Linked DNA regions of Homo sapiens: region 2 is linked to region 1. A link is a loop called in an ENCODE intact Hi-C map of the cell type or tissue named here. Cell type or tissue: B cell. All regions are shown on one strand. Each heading gives the region's core, and the rest is flanking DNA. Links, peaks and the distances in the headings are about the cores only.

Region 1 (14,933 bases), core at 3,498-11,497:
CCACTGCAATCTTTATTAGCCTTCCCTCCCAGAGGCAAGTGAAAAAAAAAACCTTCTGTAATTCGATCAGCATTTTTAGGATCTATTATGTTCTAAGGCCTGACTAGGATGAACATCACAGAAGGGACTGTTGAGAAGATCAGGCCGGAAGCTCATCCTGCCTACGGAGGATCTCTAGTGAGGGAGCAGAGGATTTGCCGGGCACACGAGGCCTTTCCCGGAGGCTGCAAATCAAACAGGCACAACAATCTGTGATGAATAAAGCAACGGCTGCGTTTTATCTCCAGAAAGCACCACTGAGCCAAAATCTGAAATCATGAGCTACATAATTCCTTTGGGGGAGAAATATATCCACAGGGGAGGAAGAAAATAAATCAACAGGCTTTCAGAAAAACTAGGGGTTGGTTGGGTCCCCTCCCCTTTTTCACCTTCATTCACACACACACTCACAAACACACACACAGGACAAGAACACATGCACAAACACACACTCTCTCCCTTTCTTCTAATCGTGCCCTTTTCCAATTAAGGCTGCCATTCAATACTTAGGTTCTGGTGACAACAAAATGAACAAGAAGCTCATTTGTATGTTTTGTTGTGTTGCAAAAACCCCAAGTGGAGTAAAAGAACCCTAAAACACATGCTGTCCGAACGGATTCTCAGGAGAGAAAATCTGACTCTGCAAATGCAGAAAATGGCGTAGCTGGAGGGGGCTTGAGACCCCATCCACCCCGTGGAGGAAACTAGGGTCCACCAAGTGACACTTAGTGTCCCCAAGATGCTACACAGAGAGTGTCCATTTTCTCCCAGCTTCAATATCATCCAACAAATCCTTCATCCTCCACTTTCCTGCTTATTCAATTTATTTAAAATAATGCCTTGACAAGACAGAAGCAGAAAGTCACTTCCCCAAAAGTCAAGACGTCTTTTACGTGTCTCTACTCCAATCCTTTGCAAGTAAGTCACTAGCGTTCAGGTGGATGACAGGGAAAAAAGGAATGAAAAAAGAAACCCGTGTCCCCCTCCATTCAGATCATTTCCATCTAAGTAGGAAGCCTGTGTTCACCCAGATACCAGTAGGCTGGTTCCTTTGTTTAAACAAAAGCTTTCCTGAAAGCTGCAGGGAACCAGAGGGCAGGAATTCTTAGCAAGAATTTTCTCTTAGTGAAACAGGAAGTGCCCTGGTGGGAATGTCTTGGCCTGGTTTAACAATTCTGGAAATTCGGTGTGGCGAGGTAGGCTTTGTGTGAATGTGTGTGACTAGCAGGTTCACCCAAGGAGCTATTTTAAACCCAGCTTGCGTTAATTGGCTATTTCTCCTACATGTACCTCATTTTACACACACATCCTCCAGGTAGAAGAGCAAGTCCAGGAATGAACAGGCCACTTACAAAGTACTGCATGTCCGACGGTGGCAGAGACACCCCCTTGCAGCTGGGTTACTGAACACATTCTTGAAAACCAACCAAGTGAATGCCTTTGAAAGTCTGTCTCATTTCCAAAAGACAATAAGGGAATGAAACCCCAGACAGTGTTAGATTTCAAGATAAATATAGACAGTCCCCTACTTAAGAACAGTTTGATTTACAATGTTTTGATGTTAAGATGGGTTTATTGGGGATATTAAATGTATTTTCAACTTAATATTTTAACTGACAATGAGTTTATTAGAATGTTGAGCCCATCTTAGGTCAAGGAGCATTTATCTGTGTAATATGCCTGACACCATACCTGACACACAGGAAGCAACGTATAAATACCCAAACTCCTCACCCCAGCATTGAGGCCAGATTCCCAATGACAGATGAAACTCATGCACCATGACACACACACAGACACGCCTGAAATATATGATAGTTGGTCTGTTCATTGAGGACCTGTCATGCGCAAAGCTCGAGGCAAGCGGCTCTCCATGAGTGTCGCAGGTTGCCCTGAGAATGTGGTCAGGTCCACTTTACCATACAGAGGAGGAGGGTGTTTAGGGTGCAGGTTACTGAGCCAAGGGCATTCAGTGAGTCGGTAGCAGAACCGGGGGTGGGCCCACTTTGATATGGAAGGCATCCTCTTCCCACTACATGGCCCTACATGAAGTTCCTTCACTTGAAGTATTTCAGAGATAAGTCCTTCCTTAGACATCCTTTTTGATCTACCTCCCGCCCGAAGCAAGAGCATCCTCAGCAGATGGTCATTCATCCTTTCTTTTTGTTTGTTTTTTTTGTTTTTTGGAGACACGGCTTTGCTCTTGCTGCCCAGGCTAGAGTGTGATGGCGTGATTGTGGCTCACCACAACCTCTGCCTCCTGGGTTCAAGTGATTCTCCTGCCTCGGCCTCCTGAGTAGCTGGGATTACAGGCATGTGCCATCATGCCTGGCTAATTTTGTATTTTTAGCAGAGATGGGGTTTCTCCATGTTGGTCAGGCTGGTCTTGAACTCCAGACCTCAGGTGATCCACCCGCCTCAGCCTCCCAAAGTGCTGGGATTACAGGCGTGAGCCACTGTGACCAGCCTGGTCATTCACCCTTTTTTTAAAATAATTATAATGGGCTCAGAGAGTTACCACTCCATTGCTGAGCTCAGGTCTAGTGGCCAAAAATTTTGCCTCTACAATGGGTTGGAGGCTGCCCTCACATAACCCTGATGCATTGGTTCTGGGTATGCTCATTTCTTTAACAGATTTGCCAAACATTAGGAAGATGATGATGATGATGATGATGGTGACCACGGTGATCACATCAACGCTTATCTTAAATCCTCTTTAAACAGAGAAGCCATATTTCAAGGGGTTCCCTCTCAAACTTACCCCATTGAGTACAAATTGGACATGTGGAGGTGAACAAGAGAATACTTTAATACTTACCCTAAATAATGGAACAACATAAAACTATTAAAATCAGGTTTCAAAGAAGACTCCATACCATGTAAAGATACCCACACGCTCTTAAGGAGAAAATTGGAAAAACAGTATAATCATTATTTTGTTTTAAGAACTATGTGCATATAAAAATGTATAGAATATAGAAAGAAATGCAAAAATATTAATAGTGGTTATTCCTCATTGATACAAGGGTTTTTTTTCTTTCAAAAAGTCTTCCTTTTATACTTTTGCATCATTTTGAAATTTTACAAAGGTTTTAAAAACAAATTTGGAATTATCCATCCAATCTAGAGAACTTCTCATGAGGGGACAAATCATATAAACATTATAATAATAACAACAATAACTGTAGCAGCTCCAAAATTTATATTGCACCTAGCATATGCCAAGCAGTATTCTGAGGGCTTTATATATATTAACACATTTAATTCTTTTTTTTTTTTTTTTTTTTGAGATAGGGTCTCATCCTGTAGCCCAGGCTGGAGTGCAGTGGTGCAATCTAGGCTCATTGCAGCCTTGACCTCCTGGGCTCAAGCTATTCTCCCACCTCAGCTTCCCAGGCAGTTGAGACCACAGGCACATGCCACAATACTGGGCTAATTTTTTGTTTATTTTGTAGAGATGGGGTCTCTCTCTGTTGCCCAGGCTGGTCTCAAACTCCTGAGCTCAAGGAATCCTCCCACCTCAGCTTTCCAAAGTGCTAGGATTACAAGTATGAGCCACTGAGCCTGGCCTAACACATTTATTTCTTACCACAACCTGTTGAGTTAGTTACCATTGTTGCCACCATTTTAAAGATGAGAAAACTGAGATCGGAAAGATTAAGTCACTTGTTCCGGGTCCCAGAAGTAGTAAGAGGAAGAGCCCAGACTTAAATCCAAGCAGTCTGGCCCCAGGTGTCCTGTGTTCTTGGCCACTACCCTGGGGCTGATGTTCCCCAGGCCAGAGCTAAAATAGACAGGATTAGGAGGATTGGGAAACAGCTCAAAAATCTATTTGAAAATTGTGAGCTTGTTAAAGTCCCTCATGGGGTTGCTCAGAGAGATAAACCAGAATTGGCAGTCCTCATTCAGATCTGAAAGCTTCAAGATCTTCATCCCATGCAGCTTCCTCACCAGTATACACATTCTGACATCTCCCATCCTGGCCTCTGTCAAATCTCACCCAGAAAGCCAACTAAAAATAGTCTCCATCCGGCTCTGACAGAAATGATGATGACAGCCAGGTTCAGGAAAAGGGTCTAGGCCAGGGGTGTCCAATCTTTTGGCTTCCCTGGGCCACATTGGAAGAAGAAAAAATTGTCCTGGGCCACACATAAAATATACTAATGATAGCTGATAAGCTAGGAAAAAAAAAAAAAGAAGAAGAAAGAAAGAAAAAGAAACTCGCAGAAAGAAAAAAATTCACATTTTAAGAAAGTTTACGAATTTGTGTTGAGCCACATTCAAAGCCGTGCCGGGCTGCAGGCTGGACAAGCTTGGTCTTCCGCCATGCTGCTCACACAGAAGCAGGCTCACGCCAGGCAGTGCCAGTTGGGTTTCTGAAGTAGCTCTACCTCTAAGTCTCCAGGGCACACGATGCGAGATGCAAATATCACAGAGCTTTCTAGGCAGCCAGCAGACGTGGAAAGCAGGTTAGTCAGGCTATGATTCAGTCTCCAGCTCTCTCCCTTCTCCCCTGGCTTGGCTGTGCCTCCTAGGAGGGAGTTCTGGGCCAAGAAGGCCACACACGCCCCCAGGCAGGCCACAGGCCCAGACTGCCTGGTCCTATAATACAGAAGATATGAGAGCCAGGAAGCCACAGAAACAGGCGTCAATGGGGCTTGGTGTCCCACACACAACCCCAGATTCATCAGACTCCAGCTCTTACTGTGCCATCTGGGCCACAAGGGAAATGGGAGCAGTGAAGTGGAGCTGGACCAGGAACCAGACACGAACCTACTCTGCTCCCAGGAAAGTAACTATGACCTCTGCGTCACTGTCCTTTGGTCTCTCAAGGATCCCACTTCCATTGCCTGTCCCTTAAACGCCCGGGAAGCGGCCTCTACCCCCTAAGAAGGTGAATGAATCCCCTGCTGGTGTTCTGAAGGCACCCGAGGTAGGTGAGGTCCAGGGAGCACCTGGGACAAGCAGAAGGAACAAGCCCCCTGAGGATGCGGAAGCAGAGTGACCAGGCCCATCGCAAGGCAACCCCTGAGCGAGGGATAATGCAGGACCTTATGAGCAGAAGCGGGGCTAACAACCAGCAAGGCCAGAGGACAGGCAGCCCTTTGCCAAAGGTGTCGACTTCTGCCCAGCTTTCTCTTGTTCTGGCAACGGCTGTCAGTGTCTGTTGGTGGAAGAACATGCCCCTGGTGCCAGAAGGCTGGGGTTTGAGTCTCATCTCTTTCTCATATCTGTGTCTTGGGGGAGGTTACTTAACTTCTCTGGGCCTCAGTTTTCTCCTCTGCACAGCAGAAATATAATCATATCTCTCTCACAGTTATTGTGATGAGCGTGGCAAAGCATTTTTTGTAAACTACAAGGAAGCGGGCAGTGGCTCCGAAGTTGTGTGTGATTGGACCTCACAGGACAAAACTGAGGTAACAGAGGATCACAATGCACCTTTTTCAGTTTGATATAATCATCTTGAAATTACATTTATCAGGATCATACAGAGTCTTCCCAAAACTGAAGGCCATGCATAACTTGTCCACCTCAAGCCCTTTGAACAGAGAACATGCATGTAGAGACTTCCAGAAAAATCCAATAACTGTTATCCAAATGGTCAAAAATCCAGCTGGGCTCAAGTGAGGTAACAGACATAGAAAACTGTGAAGAGTTAAAAACATGATGATAAAAAAGGACTTTGTTGGCCAGGCGCAGTGCCTCATGCCTGTAATCCCAGCACTTTGAGAGGCTAAGGCAGGCGAATCCCTTGAGCCCAGGAGTTTGAAACCACCCTGGGCAATATGGTGAAATCTCATCGCTACAAAAATTAGCCCGGCATGGTGGTGTGCACCTCTAGTCCCGCCTACTCAGCAGACTGAGGCAGGAGGATCGCGTGAGCCCAGGAGTTCAACGCTACAGTGAGCTGTGATTGTACCACTGCATTCCAGCCTGGGTGACAGAGTAAGAGCCTGTCTCAAAAAAAAAGGCTTTGTAATAAACTTTTCTGATGTTTTTCAGAATTCAATTTGTATAAATTTGAGACATCTACATTTCACAAATGTGATTATCCCATGCGATAATAAAGGAAGGTTTATCCCACTATTTCCTAAGCCTGGAGCTTCCTTAGACTTGTACGTAATTCCTGGTGCCCCTGACAGGCACCTTTCCAGCCTCTACGGAATCTTTAGCAGCCCCACGACACCAGGCTGAGCCTCGTGACATTGTGGCCACCAAGCGTGGGAAGGAACTACTAAACTTCAAAGTTGACTCAACCAAAAGAGAAAAATCGCAAGTCCCCGATGGAAAGGTGTTGATGGCTCTCTTTTCAAACACCTCCACGCCTGGCTGGGCACAAAGGCCTGACAGTGCCCCGAGCTACATCAACACAAGCTGGGTTCAAAGACTCACAGGTCTAAGCATCCTGGGCACCACAGAGATAGGAAAGTCCATGTGGAAACAGATCGTCTTTTCTATCAACCATGTGTGAATTTTGAACTCCTTTTCTTCTCAGTGTTAGAAAAGGAAAACCAACCCACTTTGCGGTCTCTCTGCGGTGTCTTTAGAAGGCCAGTTCCTTTACGTGCCTCTCAAGCCCATGCTGAATTTCTCTGTTCTCGTCCTAGTGCCTCTTTTGACAAGCCACGAGCCTCACTCAGCCCAGAGTGACACTTATCACTGGGCCGTGTGAAAACTGGGGGGCTGGGGAGGAAGTGAGAAGGATGCGAAAGCCGAGGCGGGAGGAGGGGGTGCCGCCTGAGGCCCTTGCGGCCAGCAGTGGAAACGCAAACTTGACATTTCCATTTTCCATCACCTTCTGATCTCAGGCCCCCAGTGCGATGCGATGCGCTGGCTTTTCATTTCCACTCCCTTTCACACCCAGCACATTAAAGGCCGCTGCAAGAACAACAATGGAAAAAGGCTCAGGGCTTTAAATCACGAAGCCTGGGGAAATTCAACAGTTGCTATCTCCAGCTTCTCTACCCAAAGCACCAAAAAAGCCTTCCCTGAGGGAGTCCAGGCCCCCTCCCAGGGCGGGCGGCAGGAGTACTGCTTTTGATCATCTGTACTTCTGCGGCCACTCTCAAACTTCCCTCCCCAAACACCACAGCCCGGCTGTGAGCTGAAAGAGCTCCCTTTGGCCCTCCATCAGAAGCGGACTTTCTGACCATTCACTAATTCTAGCAAGAAGGTCCACTAAGTATTGTAAAATGTATAGCTTCCCGCCTGCTTTTTCTCTGACCTAGTTAAAAGCACTGTGTTGGACATACATCTTCTCGACCATATGAAAAGTGGGAATAAATGTCTTAATTGGTACCAAGTCCCTGAGCACGTGAGCCAGCTTGCTAGATGCTCAGACAGGACTCTACAAACATGAGCCCAGGTCATATATTTACTAAGATGTGCTCCCAGGTGGCTCTCAAATGGCACAAAGAGGAAAGACCCCAGCAGAAATCAAGATGGGTGGGAAGCTGTTCTTTTCATGAGAGTGAAAAGACTGGAGCTATCTCATTTTGGGCTGAGAAGCCCTGGCTGGCCATAGCACAGCTGCCAGTAAAGGGAAACAGCGCCACAGGCTGCCTGGAGGAGCTGGTCTCCTATGCGGCAGACACTGGCTGTCAAAGGGTTGTGTGGCCCCAACGTGAAATAATGGCTGTACTTATGAATTGGTTTGTTTATATGCCATCAACCAGGATGCTCTGCCAGCTTGCTGCTTTAAGAACGACAAACTATTGAATGCAATTGAATGCCTATCGAATGCAAAGACCTCAGGGAATTTCAGACACAGGGAGAGGGTGAGTTCCACGGTCCTCTCAGACAGAAAAGTTTGGGTTTACTGCTAGCCAAAAACCAGGAGTACAACAGGAACTGCTGACGTCATAAAGCTTGGCCAGAAACGTAGTCAGGTAGTGCCCTGAGCACAGCCTAGACACTGGCGCTCTAAGAAACAGCCCTTTGCCCAAGGCTATCTGGAAGAAATAGAACAGGGCACAACACAATAGTGTGGCAGGAAATCAACTGAGTGGGTTGGCAAAGAGCATCTTTCTTAAAAGAATAGAAGAGAACATAGAGTGTACCCTAGGTAATAAGGGAAGTATTATTTTGTAAAACATTTAAGTTTTATATATTCATATGTATGAATATTACATAGATATGTAATATATACATTATTATACAAATATGCTACTATACATATATATACACACACATGCATGTATAGAGTGGTATGGCAGGTTGTATTTTTCAAAAGTGATCACACTACTTCTCATCTCACATGTTCTTCCAGAACCTTGCCACTTCCTGATGAAGAAGTGAAATATATGTCCTTCCCCTTGAATTTGGATGGATCTTTGGGACCAGCTTAATGAAAAAATATGCAGTGGAAATGGCACCATGTCACTTCCAAGGGTCAGCTATAAAAGGTGATCACAGCTTCTGTGTAGCTGCACTCTGTAGGAATGCTTGCTTTTAAAATCCAGCCAGGCCGGGAGCAGTCGCTCATGCCTGTAACCCCAGCACTTTGGGAAGCAGAGGCGGGTGGATGACTTGAGGCCAGGAGTTCGAGACCAGCCTGGCCAATGTGGCGAAACCCCCTCTCTACTAAAAATACAAAAATTAGCCGGGCATGGTGGCACACATCTATAATCCCAGCTACTTGGGAAGCTGAGGCAGGAGAATCACTTGAACCTGGGAGGCAGAGGTTGCAGTGATCCGAGATCACACCACTGCACTCCAGCCTGGGTGACAGAACGAGACTCCACCTCAAAATAAATAAATAAGTAAATAAATAAAAATTAAAAAATAAAATCCAGCCATTGCACTGTGAAGGAACCCGAGCCACATAGGGTATGGCATCAAGCATAAACAGAGTGCAGGGATTGGCCACAGTGTTATCCATATTCTCAACACTCCTATTATGGGGTTCCCATAGAGACGGGCAGCTTGTGTACAATGGGGAAGACTTAATGAAAGAAGCTCTTGGAGTCCACCTATGGCAGGAGTAGTGGGACAGCGGGTAGGGAAAAGTATCCTTGTGGCCTCCAGCACAGCCTCCAGACAGTGGAAACCAGGGCTATCTGTGGGTCTTGGGTGGTCTGCCCTACTCCCTCCTCCTCCTGTCAGGCTCGCTACCAAACTCTACTCCTCACCCTCTCTTTCTCCAGGACTCCCTCCCATCAGGATACCTACCTGAGGACACTCCATCTCCAACTTTTCAGGTAACCTTCTCCTGCCCTCTCTACAGTCCAGCCATCATACGAATGCCTTATATGTGCTTCATCTCATTTGATATTCACTGCCATATTTATACATCGGGAAACCGAGGCATAAAGAAAGCAGTGAAGGCATTTGTCTCAGGTCAAACAGCTAATAAGTCTGGGTTTGGGACTGAATCAGGGCCATTTAATTTCACATTGCTTATTTTGAATCACTATGTTATATTCTGCAAAGAAGAATGAGTTGGAGAAGGGAAACTGAAATCTATGGGCCTGAGGTTAGTGGTGGTGGGGACTATGATGATAGCACCTGCTCTGCCACGGTCTGTGCTGTGTACCACACGGTTATGGTGTCCAATCTTTACCACTCTAGGCAAGTAAGATTATTATTATTGCCCATTTTGCAGATGAAGAAACTGAGGCTCAGAAATGTTAAGCAATTGTTCCAAGGTCATTTAGTCTGAGTCAAGATTCCATCCTGGACCTCCTATTCTTTCTACTCTACCACTCATATTCTCTCCTCGTCCAAAAGGAGCATGATGGTACCACCTTGTCTTGACTAGCCGCACTTTCACACAGGTTCATTTGGACTTTCAGTTTCTCTGTGATCTTTCTTTAAAGTCATACGCTGAAAGAGCCTTCCCTCCAGATAATTCCACACTCACCAATAGGGCCAAATGCCCTTTTAGCTACAGAGCTTGGTGGCACTTTTCTAACTAAAAAACTGCACCCACTCTCTTCTCTGAACGGCCCTACTCCAATTAGCATTATGCAAATTTTATTTTAAGAATGAAGCTTTTCATCTGTGATGAGAAAGAAACCAAAGCAATAAAGGACCCAGCACCTCAATACAAACTTAAATGACCACTTACATTTAGTTCCCAGGTTGCACCAAGTATGAAATGTCACCAGCTAAAAATCTCTAATTAAAGTCATTTTCCCAAAGTCCCTCCTTCCTTTTGCCTGCCTTCAAAATCCAAAGCTTGGCAGAAATATTTGATTGTTCAGAGCCTGTGCCTCTAACGGCAGATTTCATGAAAAAAGCAATTCTCTCCACCCTCGGTATTCAAAATCACTAAGAGACCATTTCCTCAGCAGCATTCTGCCTCTACTCTGTTAACACAGCTCAGGGAGGAGAGGGTTCTCATTCCCCGGTGACTCAGCCCCAGCAAGGCCCAAGTCACACACCACATGGCTTCTGAACCCACTCTGAGCAGGCAAACATCAAAACAAAAAACCAACAGGTGTAACAGCACAAGTCCATTCAGAAACAGAAGACAGCCATTTTCCACACAACTAATCACCAGATTTCTTCCTGGTTAAGTAATATTCTTTTCTTTTCTTTTTTTTTTTTTTTGAGATGGGGGCCCAGGCTGGAATGCAGTTGTGCAATCATGGCTCACTGCAGCCTCGACCTCTTGGGCTCAAGTGATCCTCCCACCTTAACCTCCCAAGTAGCTGGGACCACAGGCATGCACCACCATGGATAGTTTTTATTATTATTATTATTTGCAGAGATGGCATCTCACTAGGTTGGTCTCAAAATCCTTGGCTCATGCGATCTTCCCACCTTGGCCTCCCAAAGTGCTAGGATTACGGTGTGAGCTACCACGCCCAGCTTAATGGTATTCTAAACAGACAAGAACCTTAGGAAGAAAACAGAAGAGGGAGACAGGGTGAATTTCCTATTTCCACGTCAGCCAAAGGTGACGCTTCTGCCAGAGGGAAACTTCAGGAAAGGGCATCAAAAAAGAAAGTAACCCCATCCAGTCCCTTACCTTGCTGTTATCACAACACCCAGCTACACGGTTTCCCTTGAGGTTCCAGCCTGTGGCCTGTGCACATCCTGCCATATCACTATGGTTGTTCCCTGAGCGGGCAGCACAGAGGCTACTGCAGCCTCTCCTCCCACCTTGCTCTGTCTCCTGTGCATCTGTCTCCCCTTCCTACACTGTAACTGCATATCCCACCAAACCTTCATCCATGCAGTGACAGAAGACAGAGTGTCAATAAACAAAGCAGCAACTTGCCCCAAACCAGCTTCCTCTCCTATATCTCTGGTCATATAACACTGCTCATAGAACATCACTGGTCACATGTACAAGTTAATTAGAAACATCCAACATTTACTCATGCAGCCCCAGTCTACATGATCAACATGTGGCTAAGCCACAGTCTGCCTAATTTAGGGTTTCTCAATGGCAGCATGACTGACATTTTGTGCTGGGTCCCTTTTTTTTTTTTTTTTTTGAGATGGAGTTTCACTCTTGTCACTCAGGCTGGAGTGCAATGGCACAATCTCAGCTCACTGCAACCTCCACCTCCAGGGTTCAAGCACTTCTCCTGCCTCAGCCTCTCAAGTAGCTGGGATTACATGCACCTGCCACCACGCCTGGCTAATTGTTTGTATTTAGTAGAGATGGGGTTTCACCATGTTGGTCAAGCTGGTCTCAAACTCTTGACCTCAGATCATCTACCTGCCTTGGCCTCCCAAAGTGCTGGGATTACAGGCGTGAGCCACCAGCCCTGGCCTTTGGGTCACTTTTTGTTGTAGGGAGCTGACTGTCCTGTGCATCATAGGATATTTAGCAGCATTCCTGGCCTCTACTCCTAGATGCTGATAGCTCCTCAATTGGGACAACCAAAAATGTCTCCAGACATTGCCAAATATTCCCTGGAGGGCAAAATATTCCCCAGTTGAACATCACTGGGTTAAGCTAAAGGAGGACTTTCATGGAAGAAAGCCTTGAGGGGAGTTTTCATGTGGGGTTGGGGTGGGGGAAGTTTTCTTTTGTCCTTCATGTTGCATTCCCTCTCTCTTCAGTGCACTGAAGAGAGAGACATTGCATTGAGAGGTGACATTGCATTCCCTCTCTCTTCAGTGCACTGCCAACAGCTTCACCCAGAATGCCTACAACTTCCTCTCTCCTCTGCCCAAACCATGAGAGTCAGTCAGAGAGCCGACTCTCCCATTAAGGCTCCCTCAGCCCGTACAGATCACCTGTTCCAGTTCCCAAAGGCGCTTATCTGCAGACTATCGTCTCAACAAACATTTTCATAGTCTTATTGTAAGGCCTGCACCAGGCCCCTGAATACTAAGAGGAAGTAAACACAGTCCTGAGAAGCACCACAATTTATGAGAGCATCAGAGTCACAGCCAGTGTTACAGCCTGTGTGGGGCAAGTGGAGGCCACAATGGGAACGGGGAAGTCAAGGACAGGGCATTATGGGAACACAGAAGTCAGGCGCAAGGCATTAGGGGAATATAGAGGTCAAGTGCAGGGCATTATGGGAACACAGGAATCAAGTGCATGGCATTATGAGAACACAAATCAAGTGCAGAGCATTATGGAAGCACAGAAGTCAAGTGCAGGGCCTTATGGGAACACAGAAGTCAAGTGCAGGGCTTTATGGGAACACAGAAATCAAGTGCAGGGCATTATGGGAATATAGAGGTCAAGTTCAGGGCATTATGGGAACACAGGAATCAAGTGCATGGCATTATGAGAACACAAATCAAGTGCAGAGCATTATGGAAGCACAGAAGTCAAGTGCAGGGCCTTATGGGAACACAGAAGTCAAGTGCAGGGCTTTATGGGAACACAGAAATCAAGTGCAGGGCATTATGGGAACACAGAAGTCAAGTGCAGGGCATTATGGGAACACAGAAGTCAAGTGCAAGGCTTTATGGGAATACAGAAGTCAAGTGCAGGGCATTATAAGAACACAAAAGTTAAGTGCAGGGTACATGGGAGCACAGAAGTCAAGCACCTAACTCTTGAACTGGAAGGAGAAGTAGACATCCAGAAAAGCAAAACATAAAAGACCAGTAAAAATCAGCCAGGCAAATGAAACAGGGAAGGTACTCCTTGAAGACAGTAAATAGAAGCATAGTAGGTTCTCAGAAGAGCAGGCTACAGGCCAGAACACAGCAGAAGAACCAAAAACAGCAAGGCAAAACGTGGTTGGAAAAATCAGAGGCCTAGAGAATTTGCTACATGTTCAACCAGCATCTGACCCTTCAACAGACCACTTGCGGCAGCAAGGTCACTGCAGAAACTCACACATCCTGAGCGGCACATGTCTCAAACCAAACACCTCCAGGGCAACCGTAGACCTGCCCCTTTCTAGAGCTTTCTCTTTCTGAGCACCTCCAAGCACATTCTGTGCTATACTCACAAACATCCCAGCCTTCATGTCCTTACAGAAGGGGGTTTGGGGACTGCAGCCTTGAGCTACAACTGCCGTCTCTATTTACCTACCCGGGAACAGAGTGCTAATAAAGAAACAACAAGCAATGGAACTCAAACACAGAGCAGCAGAGAACCCTTGAAGAGTGTGTCTTTGACCTGTAAAATATTGGTTGTGGTAGAGGTGCTAATTCCCTACTTGCATCCTGAACAAGTTACCTTTGCACATGCTGTACCCTCTGCCGGGAATACACTTTTCCTCCCTCTCTAATTTCCTATTCATACTCTCCTCTCAAATAAGACTTCCTTTACTCACGAACTACTTCAGACCCCTGGCATATGCTCTTATTTCTCTTTCATCTCTCTTATTATAATTGTAATTAAATAATCAATGGTGTGTTTTCCTGTACTAGACTGTTAGCTCCAAAGAAACTATACCAGTCATGGGCACCATCCCTCCAGGTGGGTTTGCCCCAGTAAGACCCGCAGTACATCCAAGCAGGTTGTTGCATTGTTGAGAAACTTCTGTGCTGGTTGGTAAACAGCTACTGCTCCAAGCCCACTGCATGCCTTCCCCGGAAGCTAGACTTGATCCAAACCATGCAATGACTCTTTATAATATGGTTTCATAGCATTTCCTGTGCACAAAGTGTGGGCCCTAAGTAACAGGCTAGCTGGGAACTTTGAACTTTTGCCTGCTGTTCTTGACTAATAAATTTGGAAAAGTTGGGTTTCTTCTCCAGCTAGCTATGTTTTTAAAACCCTAATATTATAAATATAGGAATGGAAGAGAGGGGTTAGGAGTGATGGTCAAAGGAGATTTTAGCACACATTCATGTTTACAAATATAATTAGAAACTAACTTTAATGAACTTTCTCTTACATGAGTAGAATATCTGGAAGGATTTACAAGATACTAGAATCACAGAAATGAAACCCAATTTGCGTTCTTGACTTCTAGAAACATTCATCTCTGTTATCGGGGAGTAACAGTGGTTTCTCCAAGAAGGGGAGTTGGGTGACCAGAGGATGGAGAAACAGGAAGATTAACATTTCATACTTTACTCTTTTGTACCTTTGAATTTTGAATCACATGTGTGTATTACCTGAGCTAAAAGTATACAAACATGTTTTTAAAAATTAAATTTTGAAAGCACATAAATAAACTTTAATTTAAAAATGAAAGTAAAACATGAATATGTTCCTTGTTAAAACAAGTCTAACACTACAGTAGGAAATAAAATGAAATTAAGTTTTTCCCTTGCCAACTCCTGTTCATTCCCCAAATAAAACAGTTGTAAAAGTTTCTTATATATTCTCCTAGAATATCTATCTTTTAAACATAATTAACACAAATGGATCATGCTCTGCATTCAATTTCACATATTAAGTTTTCACTTACTGTATCTTAGAGATCTTTCCATATCAGCATATGCAAATCTAAATTATGGTTTTATAGGCTGCATAATAGTGTGTTGTATTAATATGACACAATTCACTTAACCCA
Region 2 (14,933 bases), core at 2,689-10,688, 160 kb before region 1:
GAGTCTCACATTGGAGGAGCAGGAGCAAGAGGGAAGGGTGCTACACACTTTTAAACAACCAGATCTCGCGAGAATGCACTCAACTCACTAGAACAGCACCAAGTGGTTGGTACTAAACCGTTCATGAAAAACTACCCCCATGATCCAATCATGTCCCACCAGGCTCCACCTCCAACACTGGGGACTACAATTCAACATGTGATTGGCAGGGACACAGATCCAAATCACACCCACGGCATCTGGCCCCTGCCCTCCTTCCCACCAATCTTCTCTCCTTACTCTCTGCCCAGAAGGAGCATCCTTCTTCCATCCCTGAGCTCTGGGCACAGTGTCACTTCCTCCTGGAAGCCTTTCCTGACCTCCTGATTTGGTCAGATCCAGAGATCCCTGCACCAAGTGCCTCACCATGGAAGCCCTTACTCCAGCTACATTTTGCACTCATTTCTGTGACTGTTTGATTAATGGCTACCCCCATCCTCTTCCAGTCTTCTCTGTTCCAGAAGGGCAGGGACTGGTTTTGCTCATCACTGTACTCTGGTACCTAATGTAGAACCTGACACAGCACTGGCACTAATAAGTAACTTGCTAAATGAATGAATGGGTTTACATTTGAATGTAACTGAGTCTGTGGCACCCATTTCTAAAACAGGTCTTGATAGGAATGAGATAGAGCAAGAGTGATAACATAATTCTAGGAACTCGAGAGGGGAGGACTCCAGGGAATAGAGTCAATGCAGAACCACAGACACTTTATCTTCTTCACAGTTTTGCCTTGTGCCCAGTGAGCCCCACTTCCATGTGGCTGCTGAATGGTTTTTTTCTGACTCACCTCTTGCTGGCCAACTGAGATGCTGCAAGAATGTACAGTGCCTTCTACATGGGCAGTGAAAGTCTAAGTCACGCCCAACTTGCTTGTTGTTTTGAGGATATTTTATTACATGCCAGTCCTTGGAAACTGTTGATCCAGTTTTACCTTGCACATTGTAATCACAGATGTGCACCTCTAGGCTGTGAGCCGCTTAAGAATGTGTCTGGCCCTTCATGTGGCCCGTGGTTCATGTTGGGTAGATTAGCAGATGAAAGACTTAGGAAAACAAAAATTGGAATTCTTATCATTTGATCTCAGCCAGCGTCTCAAACTCAGAGGCCCTCGGGGGTCCAGGAATGATCTGAAAAAAAAAAAAAAAAAAAAAAAAAAAAAAAAAAGCAGGACAGATGTGAGCGTGCTCACCTGTATTACATAAGTGAGGCCTGGGGAGAGGGCTAATTTGATCACACACTCTGTCTAAAGGCATTCAGGCTCAAAAAAAGTATAACCAGCTGGGCTCAGTGGCTCACACCTGTAATCTCAGCACTCTGGGAGGCCGAGGTGGGTGGATCACCTGAGGTCAGGAGTTTGAGACTAGCCTGGCCAACGTGGTGAAACCGCATGTCTACTAAAAATACAAAAATTAGCTGGGCGTGGTGGCACACACCTGTAATCCCAGCTACTCGGGAAGCTGAGGCAGGAGAATCGCTTGAACCTGGGAGGTGGAGGTTGCAGTGAGCTGAGATTGTGCCACTGCACTCCAGCGTGGGTGACAGGGCAAGACTCTGTCTCAAAAAAGAGAAAAAAGTGTAACCTCTGAGCATGCCAAAGAGAACTGATAGAGTCAAATCCAGTGCACCAGGCATCAGTTTGCAACCTCTGACTAGTAAAGTATCATAGTTATGGCAGACAAAATATTGGCCACCCTTCCACAAGATGTCCACATCCTCATCCCCAGATCTATGAATATGTAACGTCCCAGGGCAAAGGAGACTTTGCAACTGGAATTCAGTTAAAAATCTTAAGATAAAGATTAAATGAACTAACATATGTACAGTGCTTGGAACCATACCCTTACATTATAGGCATTAAATCAGCCTTAGCTTATTAAACTAGTATTTATGATTTGCAGAGAAAAGAGCATAGGCCTAGCAGGATCTGATACCTTGTCTGAGGTAAATAGGTTCAGAGCAGAGCCTGGACTAGAACCCAAACCTCCTAGCTCCTGAGCTACTTAGTGCTTTGTCCTTACAATGCCACCATATCATTTTCCTCCCAAATCTCATTTTCAAGGTCAAAACAACTAACTATAGCACAGGCCCTTCTGGCGGGCTCAGCTGCATGTTATAGCTATGATTAGTCTTGATGTTCTCAGTCGCTTTCCAGAGAAATGAAACACAAACAGAGGAACTCATTTGAAATTATGAGTGTTTGACTATAAAGCAGCCTAGTTAATAACAGAATTTTCTCTGATCAGAGTCTAGTCACTCAGTTTTGCCCCCTCCAAATATGACCACCCATAAAAAAAAGGGGAGGCCACCACAGAGCCAGTTGTCATGTTCACTAATGAGATCAATGGGATGGCACCGTCAAAGCTGATGAGGGAACAATGTAGTCTGCAGACACTTCGCATAAGACTCCAAAACACTGGCCTGATCTCCAAATGTAGGCGCCACCCACATTTACAAGGCTTTCTCAAAACATTCTGCCCCCAAAACTTAGCTTGACTTAAAGCCTGGGTATTACCAAACCATTCCATAAAAGTGGCTGCGCATCTCTTATAAAAGCAGCAAGTATTTTTAGGGAAAATAAACTGGCAGGTGAGAAAGAGCTGTTAAGATCTTTCAACGTGGAGTTGGTAAGCTGCATTCCAGACCTCTGACACCGGCTCACTCAGTTGCATAATCATCGCTTTCCTCCTGCAGCGTGAGAATGCTATTTTAGAAAGAATTCAAAGACTACTGCATCCAAATTTAGACCCCCTAATATTGTGAATTTCCAAATACACAGCTGGCCCTTGTCAATGGGGATGAAAAATGTCTTAATGGGATTGCAAAGAGAAAAAACAAACTTTGACTGGGAGCAGTGGCTCATGCCTGTAATCCCAGCACTTTGGGAGGCTGAAGCAGGTGGATCACCTAAGGTCAGGAGTTCAAGACCAGCCTGGCCAACATGGTGAAACCCTGTCTCTACTGAAAATACAAAAAACTAGCACGGGGCATGGTGGCACGCACCTGTAATCCCAGCTACTCAGGAGGCTGAGGCAGGAGAATCGCTTGAACCCGAGAGGCAGAGGTTGCAGTGAGCTGAGATCGCACCACTGCACTCCAGCCTGGGCAAAAAAAGCTAAACTCTGTCTCAAAAAAAGAAAAAAACAAACTTTTTTTCACTCTACTCTCACACTTAACACACTTCTGTGACCCCACACATTTCTGTGTGAGGCAGCTCCCCACACACCAAGCAATTCTCCAGCAGACATGAACTGGACATCCTGTAATTCAATTTGATTCTGACCCTTTCTACTGGGACAGTGTCAGATCACACAGGTTAAGGACTCAGTCCCACAGAACTGCCCCCACTTCAGATGCCAATACCAAGTCATAGGTTGTCACCTATATTATGACCCACTAGCTGTAAACTGGGGTTCTCACAACTCCCTCTTTGTGTTCAAATAATTTGCTAAGACAGCTCACAGAACTCAGGGAAACACTTACTTTACCAGTTTCTTACAGAGGTTACAGATGAACAGCCAGATGAAGAGATGGACAGGGCAAGGTATTGGGGGAGAGAGGCAGAGCTTCTGTGCACTCTCTGGGTGCCACCCTCCCAACAGTGCCCCCCAGCCCCATGGTCAGCAACCTGGAAGCTCATCTAATCTTGTGGTTTAAGAGTTTCCATAGAACTTCACCTCCAGCCCCCCACCCTCCTGCTTCCCAGCTGAAAGCTCCAGGCCTCTAACTATGTGTTCTTTCTGGTGGCCAGCCCCATCCTAAGTCACCTAATTAGCACAAACTCTGGTGTAATCCAAAGGGACTCATTCCAAGTAACAAAATACACTCCTGACACCCCAGAAATTCCAGGGGTTTTAGGTGCTCTGTGATAGGAACTGGGTCAAAGATAAATATGTTTTATATTATACCACAGGGATATTTTGAAAAGGAATAATAAATATGAAAATGTTCTTATACTCTTAAAAACACTTTGGAATGCAATTTCCAACAGTTTCAGGGTGCTATAGGCTTTATAAGCAGGTATATGACCAAAAATCCTTTCTCTGACATTGTATTAGGCCATTCTTGCATTACTATAAAGGAATACCTGAGACTGTGTAATTTATAAATAAAAGAGGTTTAATTGGCTCATGGTTCTGCAGGCTATACAGGCAGCATGGCCCTGGCATTTGCTTGACTTCTAGGGAGGCCTCAGGAAACTTCCAATCATGGAGGAAGGTGAAGGAGAAGAAGGCACATCACATGGCAAAAGCAGGAGCAAGAGAGAGAGAGAGAGTGAGCAGGGAGTTGCCACATGCTTTTTTTTTTTCTTTTTTTTTTTTTGAGACAGTCTCACTTTGTCACCCAGGCTGGAGTGCAGTGGCGCAATGTCGGCTCACTGCAACCTCCACCTCCCAGGTTCAAGCGATTCTCCTGCCTCAGCCTCCCAAGTAGCTAGGATTACAGGCATGTGCCACCATGCCCGGCTAATTTTTGTATTTTTAATAGAGACGGGGTTTCGCCACAAAGTTTTAAATGACCAGATCTTGCAAGAACTCACTGTCAAGAAGCTAGGACCAAGCCATGAGGGCTCCCCATCCAAGCACCTTGCACCAGGCCTCCCCCCGAGCAATGGGGATTACCATTCAACATGAGATTTGGGCAGCGACAAATATCCAAACTATATGAGACATTGAAGCCCATTCCCTATATAGGATGTGTGGTGGTGACACGGGAATGTCACAGAAGCAATTGATTCTGGCCCAGCACAATAAACAAAAACACAAATGACAACAAGCTTTGAATTAAAAATATAGTCCTTTCTGGGAGATTGATTCCAGGACTCCCTTGGATACCAAAATCCAAGGAAGCTCAAGTCCCTTGTATAAAATGGCGTAGTATTTGCAAAAAACTATGTGTATCCTCCCATATCCTTTAAATCATCTCTAAATTACTTATATCTAATACAAGATAAATGCTATATCAATAATTTTAGACTATTGTTTTTTGTTTGTTTTTTTTTTTAATATTTTCCGTCAGCAGTTGGTAGAACCGAAGAATGTGGAACTCATGGACACAGAGGACCAACTGTAGTTAGGTTTGGAGACTTCATTGACTTGATATTTTCACTCTAGGATCTCTCTTTAGATTTCAAGATGTGAACATCTTGCCGACTATAGACACCAGTTTCTAATACCCAAGGAGGGACTGCAACTTCCTCAACTAGGAGAGCATCATTTCTACCCCTTAGATCCCAATAGAGGAGTCTGAGAAGCCTAAAATTTCTTCTACAATGATTCAGTTTCTCACACACCTCATCCCAATGGGTGAAGTGGAATGCCGGATAATTGCAGGTTGTTAAATAATTACCAAAAGCTTCAAAGGTACAGATGTCTCTGTTCCTGCTCAGGCTCCTGAGTCCGTGTCAGTCATTCCTGGGACCTAATGCAGGCATTCTCCCCTCAGATGCCATGCCCGTTCCCTGGCTACTTCTGTCACTACGTGCCATCCACTGCCTGTCCCGCCTCCACCCATTGCGTCATTGCAGGCTCATGCCCTGGCTATGATGTTTCATGTACGGTGGCTAAATTTCACGCCTGGCCACAGAAGTATCATTTCTGTGCCTTTGCCACTCATGTCTTCTAAGCCTCCGAAATAAGAGGAGCAGGACCAGAAGAAGAGCAGCCATTGTTCTCTGCAGACAGACACATTCTCTCACATGTCCCCGGGGCCACAGACCTCTTTATGTTCTAACTGGGTCTGCACAGAAGAGGCAGGAGACAGGCTTTAGCCTCAAGGGAGGGAGAGAGAGGCAAGAGGCCACAGTCCCCAAGTTAGGAGGCCACAAGGAAAGAAAAGGACTTCTGTGAAGAAAAGAGTCCCGTCTGAGTTGCAGTCCACTTGCCTGGGGCCACTGGAGGAGATGGGGCTGGGGAGGGGCCGCTGCAGGGAGGAGGGCGGGGGTCAGCGGCTGTGACATGACGCACGTGCCTCTCCTGGGCTTGAAATTGAGGAACTGAGGAGGCGGTGGTGGCGAGAGTCAGTCTTTCAGAGCACAGGATGGAACAAGAACTCCAGCCACTGACTGTCTCATGTATCTGCAAGGGCCGAGGAAATTAATGACCCAAGGAGGCTATGATATGGTCCAAAAACTTTTCCTGGATTTTTTCCGTAGGCGGCTGAGCCAGAGGCCAACTGCAGAGGAACTGGAACAGAGGAACATTTTGAAACGTAAGTGACTAAGCCCATGGCAATCCCTGATGTTTTGTGGCGGCTTTTGTTATTATTTAATGGTAGGCCACAAGGTTTCTACCTTGCGCCTCTGCGGAAAGCATTGAAAACCTTTCTAACGGTTGAAGCTTCATGTGTGCATGTTAGAACACCAAAGACGACCTCCCCAAAGAGAAGGCAAATTTTATTCCACTTTATTCTTTAGAAGCTCACGGGCGGCAGGCAGAACCTTCCTTTTAGTGAGTTGTAAAGTCAGAGAGAAGCTGAAAAATTAGAGTGAGACCACTTATTATTTAATGATTTTTAAGAGCAGGGTCACCTTTAAACCAGAATTGGCTTGAAAATGGAGACTGTGATATGCACGGCTAAAATAAGGGAAATGTCCATTTGAACTGAGACTAGAAAGCATGACTTTGCATTGCAGCTGGCTGCTGTTGATAAAAATCCCTCATCCCTTTGAATGTTAAATTGAAAGACTAAGAAAGCATTTCCAAGTGAAGTGCTTCATGTCTGTCTCTCAGGATTCCCACAGCTGGTCCCGGGCATGCCTGTCTGATGCTCTCATTCGAGGAAAACTGCCTTTCACCATTGCTGCAGACAGAAAAAAATAAATGAGCCCCTTGTTTGGTTTAGGACACAGAGACATTTGAATATGTACAGAGGATCCACTTGGTGCTTTAAAAAAAAAAAGAGAAAACAGGATACAAAATACTAAAAGAGATCAAGCATTTGATGGACAGCAGTATGCGTCAGTTTAGTGGTAGATATTAAATAACTTAAATATCAAACCATTCTATTCATTCATTGCTACCATTCTCGCCAACACTGGCCTCAAGATAGTGAACAAATATTTCTGGCTTAATTCATGACCCTGTTCCCCCTACCCCACAACACACTTCTAATTTCTCTCCAGAAGAGAAAGATATATACTATGCAGAGTTTTCTAGAAATGCTATGTTGTACAGACTGACTCCTTGCCTCCCCCGGCCCCCCCGCCCCGCCCCGCCCCGTGCCCAGTAAATCACATGCAACCGCAGTGTGAGTTTGCCGGGAATTTCCACTGAAACCACACTAAGATATTCTTGACTTTACCTTTCTACCGTGCTCACTGTGGCCTTGTGACTTGGTCGGCATTTCGTAGTCTGCTGAAGGTGGGTGCTGGGTTCCGCTTTGGTGGGGAGACCTGTTGCCTACAGCACCCACCCCCGCCCGACGCCCCCGCATGTCCGTTTATGTCAACTCTGCCTTTATCAATGTCTTGCCTCCCGTCCCCACGCCAGCCGCCACTTCCTCAACTCTCAGTAGAAGTTATTTTCAGGATTAGCCTTCCTCAGTCGTGGGGGAACCCTACGCTTTGCCTAGGTCTCTAGGAATGTGTGTTTACTTTTTTCTGCCCAAGGGGTACCCTTTAAAGTTTCCAAGCTTAATATTCTATATAATGAATTCAGAGCTTTTTCAAAGCATTTCCAAGGTCAGGGAAGCATTTGGCTTGTAGGATGTCTTCCTTTCGGCCCCAATCTGGTACCTGAGCCATTATAAACTTCCCATTGTTGGAGAGAAAGATAAACAGCCAGGTGAACCTGTACAACTTACTCACAGCCCGCTGCTGTACTTGTGGCCTCTGACCTGAGACCTAAACTCAAAGAAGCTAAAAGCCTCCGGGGGATTATTTAGGTTTCAGAAAATAGTGCTTATCACACCAGGAGTACGGTTTCTGGAGAGATCTAAAATCCCCTAGCTCAGCTCTGGGCTCTCTCAAAGATATCAGATCCCCGCTGTGGCTTGTCCAGATCCCTGGGAGACTACAGGTCCTTTGAGCTTGGGTTTTTACCGCCATCAACCAGGGAACTTAGATTCAGGGGACCAAAAAGGAGTTGTGAAAGATTGTTCCCATGGTTCTCTTTTATTCTCTTCCCTAATCCCTCTTGTCCTGGCCACATAGTTGCAAATTAAAGAACTACTTGACCAATTCTAACAGGTTGGTCATTTCATAGTTTTGAAACTTTTCAGAAATCAACTTGTTTTCCCATAGGTTCTTATTTTTCCCTGTATTCTGGAACTATGTTCTCCTAAATATTTTTTTAAATTTAATCTATTGCGATTGTTAAACAAAAAAAATGTCTAGTGGTATAAGAAAACATCCTCCAATAGTTTGTTTTAAAACTGATTTTCTGAGCTTTCAGCCATTTGAGGAACTGCTCGGTGTTGGGTGGTGGGGAACAGGGCACAGAGATGCCATGGCTCAGCCCTGGAGCTTTGAGAGCCTTGGGTTGGTTTCCAGCCCCACCCTGCCTGGTCCTGGGAGCAGCCCCTGTTCTGTCCAGCAGCCAGTGAGGCCCTGTGCACCTCTGAGCACATAATGAACCCTCTGACGGTGGCAGCTGTAATGACGACATCGTAGGCCTTTCCTGGCCTGTCTTCCTAGTTGCCTAATGGGGTTGTCTTGGTACCTTCTGCCTGAAAATTCATGAACCTGGGTTGGTCAATGGCTTTGAACTAAAGGTATCAATTCTGTAGGTGGTAGCTTGTGGCCCCACCCCTCAGAGTGACCTAAGAAACGCACATAGGAGATGAAGGCTCCATGCTGTGTCAGCTGTGTCACAGGATGCCCGCCTTCACGGCTCTGAAGGGACCTGTAGGATCAGAAGTCTGAGGCTAGTAATGAGGAGGAGAGCCGGCCCCACACAAAACATGACCACAGGAAAAAACCTATCTGTGTAACCACTGAGCCAGGTAGGGTGTGACTGGCCACTTAACACCCCTGAGGCTTCAGATCCTCAGTTATAAACCAGGAGTGGTAGACGAGGTGGTCACTAGGTCCCCTCATGGCCCTAGTATTCTGTGCTTCTGTAAATTTTCACCGTGTGCCCTCTAGCTGTCCCTGGTGACCCAACATCCAGACCACCTTTTCTTCCATCCGTTTTCCCACCTGAGACATCGCAAAATGGGAGTTCCCTCCTTCTGGTTCTTGCTGTCTGCCTCCCCATTTAACTCTGCTAGATTAATTCATACTAAGATATTAATGGCTGACTAGTTTAATAGGTTTTATCCCACTGAAATTTGCATTTGTACAAATGTCACTGTCTGGGGGCTCCCTACTTCCGGGTGTTGCTGTCTGCCCCCCAGTTTATCTCTACTAGATTAATTCATACTGAGCTATTAATGGCTGACTAGTTTAATGGGCTTTTATTCAAGAGAAATTTGCATTAAAAAAAAAAAAAACCTCTCCGGGAGGGAGATAGGATCTCTAAATCCAAAGGAAAGCACACTCATGGTGACGGTTTCAGGCACTGTAGGGTAGGCTGGAGCAGGGACCTCTGGTGACCTCAGCCCACAGCAAGATGTGGCTGTTTCTTGTGCTGCCTTTCTACAAAGCCTTATGCCCACAGGCGGTTGGGGGGCCAAATCAGGCCCGTGGGGGTGGCCCTCAAGGGCCTGATTTCTGCTCTGACCTTACACCACTTGTGCTAGTGGGAGGTATAGTCACCTTGAGTGTAAAGGTGACACAGTTATCAGATGGTCCCCACCCCTTTCTAGGCACAGGGGGTTTCCTTCCTTTAAAGACCTGTCCCAAGGCCGGGCGCGGTGGCTCACGCCTATAATCCCAGCACTCTGGGAGGCTGAGGCGGGTGGATCACCTGAGGTCAGGAGTTCGAGACCAGTCTGGCCAATATGGTGAAACCCCATCTCTACTAAAAATACAAAAATTAGCTGGGTGTGGTGGTGGGCACCTGTAATCCCAGCTACTCGGGAGGCTGAGGCAGGAGAATCGCTTGAACTTGGGAGGTGGAGTTTGCAGTGAGCCGAGATCATGCCACTGCACTCCAGCCTGGGCAACAGAGCAAGACTCCATCTCAAAAAAATAAAAAATTAAAAAAATTTAAAAAATAAAATAAAGACCTGTCCCATACTGAGACAATCAGCAACCATACCTGAATTGCATGTGTGCACCAATACAACAAACTAATGAAGTTACCAAAATATAATTCAACAACTGTGATTTTCAAAATGAGCCAACTAGTGTCCCAGGCAGTCGTGATGCACCCTATGCCAAAATCAACGTGTTTCCTTTTACTAACGCCATTTGAAATTTAACGGCTGAGAATCACAGGCCTTCTTTGATACAAGCTGACTTCCATAGTTTTTCCAAGTCCAACAATGCTACGCTGATATCTGTGCTTCCACAGATATCAAGGAATTCTTCCAAGGTTCAGAAGGGAAATGGTCTACCCCAGGTCATCCAGTTAGCTTAAAAGGAGAAATAAGCCCAGATTCTCTGCCCTTCAAGTATCTGCCCCCTACCCCAGACTCTCCCATGTACAGCTATTTAAAAATCTGATGAGTAAATCACCCATATATTAAGGCAAGAGCTTTCAGGCTCTGCAGTCTACTCTTCTGAGCCACTCCTAAAGAGTCTACATGCAGGCAATTGTATCCCACACTCTGGCCTCACCCATGCTCTGTGGACTTCATGGAAGATTCAAACAATCGATGGAATCAGGGCTTGTGAAAGGTGAGCGTTTTGAAATTCCTCCTGCCTTGTCTTGTTCCTGCAGCAGGTTGAGGGCAGTCTTCTGCTCTCTCTACACCCACAGGGCACCAGACACAAGGACTATACCACAATGAGCCTCCTTCAGTGTCTGGGAGGCTCAACAAAGAATGAGTGAGCCCCAGTCTTATCCAAAGAAAGGAGCCTCACATCTCCCCAAATGCCTGTGTGTCCCCGTGTCAACATTCCCACCCACCTCCTTGGGCTGTGCGGTGGCTTGCACCTGTAATCCCAGCACTTTGAGAGGCCAAGGCAGGAGGATTGCTTGATGCCAGGAGTTCAAGACCGGCCTGAACAACATCATGAGACCCCCATCTCAACAAAACATTTTTAAAATTAGTCAGGTGTGGTGGCGTGCATGTGTAGTCCTAGCTACTTGGGAGGCCGAAGTAGGAGAATCACTTGAGCCCAGGAGTTCCAGGCTACAGTAAGCTATGATTGTGCCACTGCACTTTAGCCTGGGAGACAGAACGAGACCGTGTCAAAAAAAAAAAAAAAACCTACCTTCCTGCCTTGTAGCCACATTTCTCAACCCAGCATCTCTGCCTGGAGACCTGAAACCCCATGTGATGTAAAGAAGGCAAAATGACAAGGTCAGCCTGCTCAGTAGCAATTTGAAACAACGCAGGTAGTTTGGAAAGCAATCCCCATAAGGAGAAGGGCAGCTGGGGGAGGGGACAGGAGTACTCTCTTCCCTTTATTAAAATGAGATGCTTGGCCTAGAGCCTGCCAAGGTCCAAAGGATGCACCTGTACACAACACTGTTTACTGAAATAAAAAAACATCTTAAATATTTTTTTTAGCTCGGAATGAACAAGAGGAACAGGAGGAGAAGAGAGAGATCAAGAGGAGGCTAACCCGAAAGGTAGGTGGTTCTCCATGCCAAGAGCTGGGACAGGAGAGGGTGGGCTGCCTGCCACACCTCTGCCCTCTGCTGGCCTCAGTGGCCTCACCGCTGCCTGGTTCCTCTCCTCCTGTGTCAGAGAGTGCCACTCTCTTACTCTATAAGACCTCTCCACTCAGCTTCATGACCCTCAGTCCTTTCAGCTGGTGACACTCAATGTTGTTTGATTTTGTGACACCCACCTACTTCCTAACAACTCGATGGCTATTGCGTTGTATTTTTGATTATACTAAATGTTTTGTTTTACAAAATTCACTATAATCCCATTAAGCAATGGGAAATTCATAATCAAAATCAGTAGTTCAAAGGCCAGGTTCAGTGGTTCATGCCTATAAACCCAGCACTTTGGGAGGCCAAGGTGAGTGGATAGCTTGAAGCCAGGAGTTCGAGACCAGCCTGGGCAACATGGTAAAATGCTGTCTTTGTCAAAGTAAATATACAAAAACTAGCTGTGCATGGTGATGTGCACCTGTAGTCCCAGATACATGGGAGTCTGAGGTTGGAGAATTGCTTGAGCCCAGGAGGCAGAGGTTGCAGTGAGCCGAGATCGCGCCACTGCACTCCAGCCTGGGCAACAGAGCAAGACTCTGTCTCAAAAAAAAAAAAAAATTACTAGTTCGAATATTACACAATTATTTGCTATGACCCTGGGAAAGTATAGACTTTTTTTTTTTTTTTGCTCCCCCTGACACTATTCTTTCCCTAGGAATTAAGAACTATGCAACTTTATTAGGCTAAATTACGAAAGTACTGACAAATTTAAAGCAGATGTTTGAGAAGCACATAGCTTAAAGTCATAAAACTGGAATTTTAATATAGTCTTAACCCCAAAAATAGATGGTTTGGCAATGCACTGTAGCCTCGCATGCATCTCATTCCACATGAGTGTCCTCTTTAATAATAAACGCATTGTTAAGGCTATTCTTGGATGATGCTGAAAAGTTTAATTAATTGATGACATGCAAGATACAATACTCCCTTCTGTCTGACGAAGTCAAAGTGTTTTTAATCAGCCTCCTACAGTGACCATCTTGAGAGAAAGATACTCTCATATCTTAGCTACAGTTAAGAGGCCCATTAATATTAATTTTAAAAAGGTTTATTAGTGGATTTTTCTCTCCAGAAATATCACACAAAGGAAGAAATTCAGAGATCCTGAAATATCATACCAATTATTAAGGTGATGGTTTGTATTTCTCCACACTTTCCCTGCGAGCATCCCAAATACCTGGTGACAAGCCAAATGCCAACCCAATTAGCAAGAGCTGGACAAACAAGTGCCTGAATGGCCAGACGACTGGCTGGGGTCACCCTGGTGGAGACTAGAGCAAGAGCTAAGTGACTTCACCAGCCAGTCGCTGTCCCACCCGTCAAGGTTGGACCCTTTACATCCTTAAGCCCACCCACTCTTTGGATGCAGGGTGCAGTTTTTCCTGAGCTTGAGTAGTGAGAAGAGCAGGAGAGATGCATTAGCTTTTTCTCATCGTGTCCTTGAAATGACTGGGGCTCGAAAAAGACACTGTGATAAACTTTCATTTCTGATACAGAAAGGTCTAGACACTTAGAAAAAAAAAAAGTTGTTTAAATCAGATTTTCATCAAATTTTTCAGAATTGGTTGCTGGATCCCCAAAATTCACCCAGTTTTAAGGTTGCTTGCTAAAAGACGGTCACAGAGAAATACTTAGACATTTATTTAATTCCTATCTCTTAACAAAGTTGATATGATTTTGCGGAGAACTTGACTAACTGCATGATTTGGTAATGAGCGAGTAAAGAGTCTTCCTTTCCACACCCATCTCCCTAGGGTAGGTGACACTAGGGATGGGGACCCCAAATAGTTCATAGGTTTTGCGGGTCTCCACAATCAAATAATTGCCTCTCTGTTCCTGCTCACCTCTCCTTTCTTCTCCCAGGGAAATGGCCTTGGAATTTTAGCATTTGCCCTCCCCTGGGACTGGCTGGGGGGGTTAGAAATAAGGAGCTTGAGAGGGGATAACTGCTTCTAAGAGAGAGACTGGAGAACAGAGGGGCAACTTCCATATCTGCTTTTGCGGGCAGAGATGTGGCGCCTTCCGGCAGGTAGGGAACCTACATCATCACTTCCTGGCCCTGTGAAGGTTCTTCTCCTCTTGAGCATTTATCACACTGAGACCAGATGCCAGTGATGGGGGCTGCTTTACAGTGATCTGCCTTCAGCCCAATAACTTCTTCAATAAAATTCTATTTAACTGTAATGCACTAGTAAGAAAAATAAAAAATAAAGCGTAGTAACTGAGGCTGATAGCAACAGACCAGTCATTTTCTCTGACCAAACTGAGACTAATATAAAAATTACATGCTTTGTCTTTTTAAAAAAGACATGCCTGCGGCCAGGCGCAGTGGCTCACGCCTGTAATCCCAGCACTTTGGGAGGCCGAGGCGGGCCTGACTTTGGCTGCAAAGATTATTTTTGCAGCATTCAAGGAAGGACTTCAGGTTCCAGATGCCCCGAAGGCTACAGCCAGCACCAGGCCAAAGGTGCGTCTTCTGAGCCTTTCGTGGTCAGGGACATGAGCCCATGCACACAGAGGAGCGTCCTGGTGGCCGTTTGTTAGTGCTGGGGTCCGTGCACCAACTGTGACTCTGAGAGGCAGCAGCCAGCTGCATCCTCGCTCATTCCCTCTGAGCACTTGTGCTCTATGCTGTCTTGATTTGGAAAGACGGTGTCCAAGGCCCCGCGATGTTCAGGCATAAGAAACAGCCCCTGACCTGCAGCATTTATGCTTAGTCTTCGGTTCACTCCAGACTCTGCCATAGATAGGACATTAGTAAAATCCAGGTCAGTTTCCAGGAAGAGAAATTTGAAAGTCAGGGCTTAACAACTTTTCTCACATCATGGGTGCACTCAGAAAATAACCCTTTGGGCCGGGCTCGGTGGCTCATATCTGTAATCCCAGCACTTTGGGAGGCTGAGAACGGCGGATCATTTGAGATCAGGAGTTCGAGAGCAGTCTGGGCAATATGGCGAAACCCTATCTCTATTAAAAATACAAAAATTAGCCGGACAAGGTGGCGCATACCTGTAATCCCAGCTACTCGGGAGGCTGAGGCAGGAGAGTTACTTGCACCCAAGAGGCGGAGGTTGCAGTGAGCCGAGATCATTGCACCATTGAACTCCAGCCTGGGCAACAGAGTGAGACTCCGTCTAAAAAAAGAAAAATGAAGAAAAGAAAATAACACTTTGTCTGGCC

The links. Peaks named below come from ENCODE experiments on the same cell type or tissue, not always from the same donor. Only the 100,000 strongest peaks of a DNase experiment are listed, where the experiment ranks them.
Region 2: it touches region 1 in a loop (3-fold over the local background); 2 of 110 quality-filtered maps call a loop at or near these places.

What each region holds. Positions count from the first base shown.
Region 1 is chr6:13,421,651-13,436,583 of GRCh38, forward strand. The region is part of intron 1 of GFOD1 (Gfo/Idh/MocA-like oxidoreductase domain containing 1); the gene reads right to left. Among named protein-coding and RNA genes, the nearest start is that of GFOD1-AS1, 57 kb to the right of the region's middle. RefSeq lists enhancers at 6,179-6,608, 7,619-7,688, 9,408-9,507, 9,598-9,657, 10,496-10,545 and 2 more. In B cell, for the core only: CTCF peaks have their summits at 6,784 and 6,985; DNase peaks (open chromatin) are centred at 6,691, 7,351 and 7,691; H3K4me3 peaks cover 1,856 bases; H3K27ac peaks cover 4,568 bases.
Region 2 is chr6:13,266,667-13,281,599 of GRCh38, forward strand. It overlaps PHACTR1 (phosphatase and actin regulator 1), which reads left to right. Exons shown (of 15, transcript NM_030948.6): 11 at 6,194-6,249; 12 at 11,602-11,663. It overlaps TBC1D7-LOC100130357 (TBC1D7-LOC100130357 readthrough), which reads right to left. Exons shown (of 9, transcript NM_001318809.2): 9 at 1-1,169. It overlaps LOC100130357 (a long non-coding RNA gene), which reads right to left. Exons shown (of 5, transcript NR_160971.1): 4 at 14,763-14,887; 5 at 12,491-14,490. Among named protein-coding and RNA genes, the nearest start is that of TBC1D7, 54 kb to the right of the region's middle. RefSeq lists enhancers at 5,814-5,913, 6,625-7,824, 11,503-11,672. In B cell, for the core only: no CTCF peak of the experiment used is centred there; DNase peaks (open chromatin) are centred at 5,575, 6,025, 6,605, 7,375 and 2 weaker places; H3K4me3 peaks cover 4,445 bases; H3K27ac peaks cover 5,425 bases.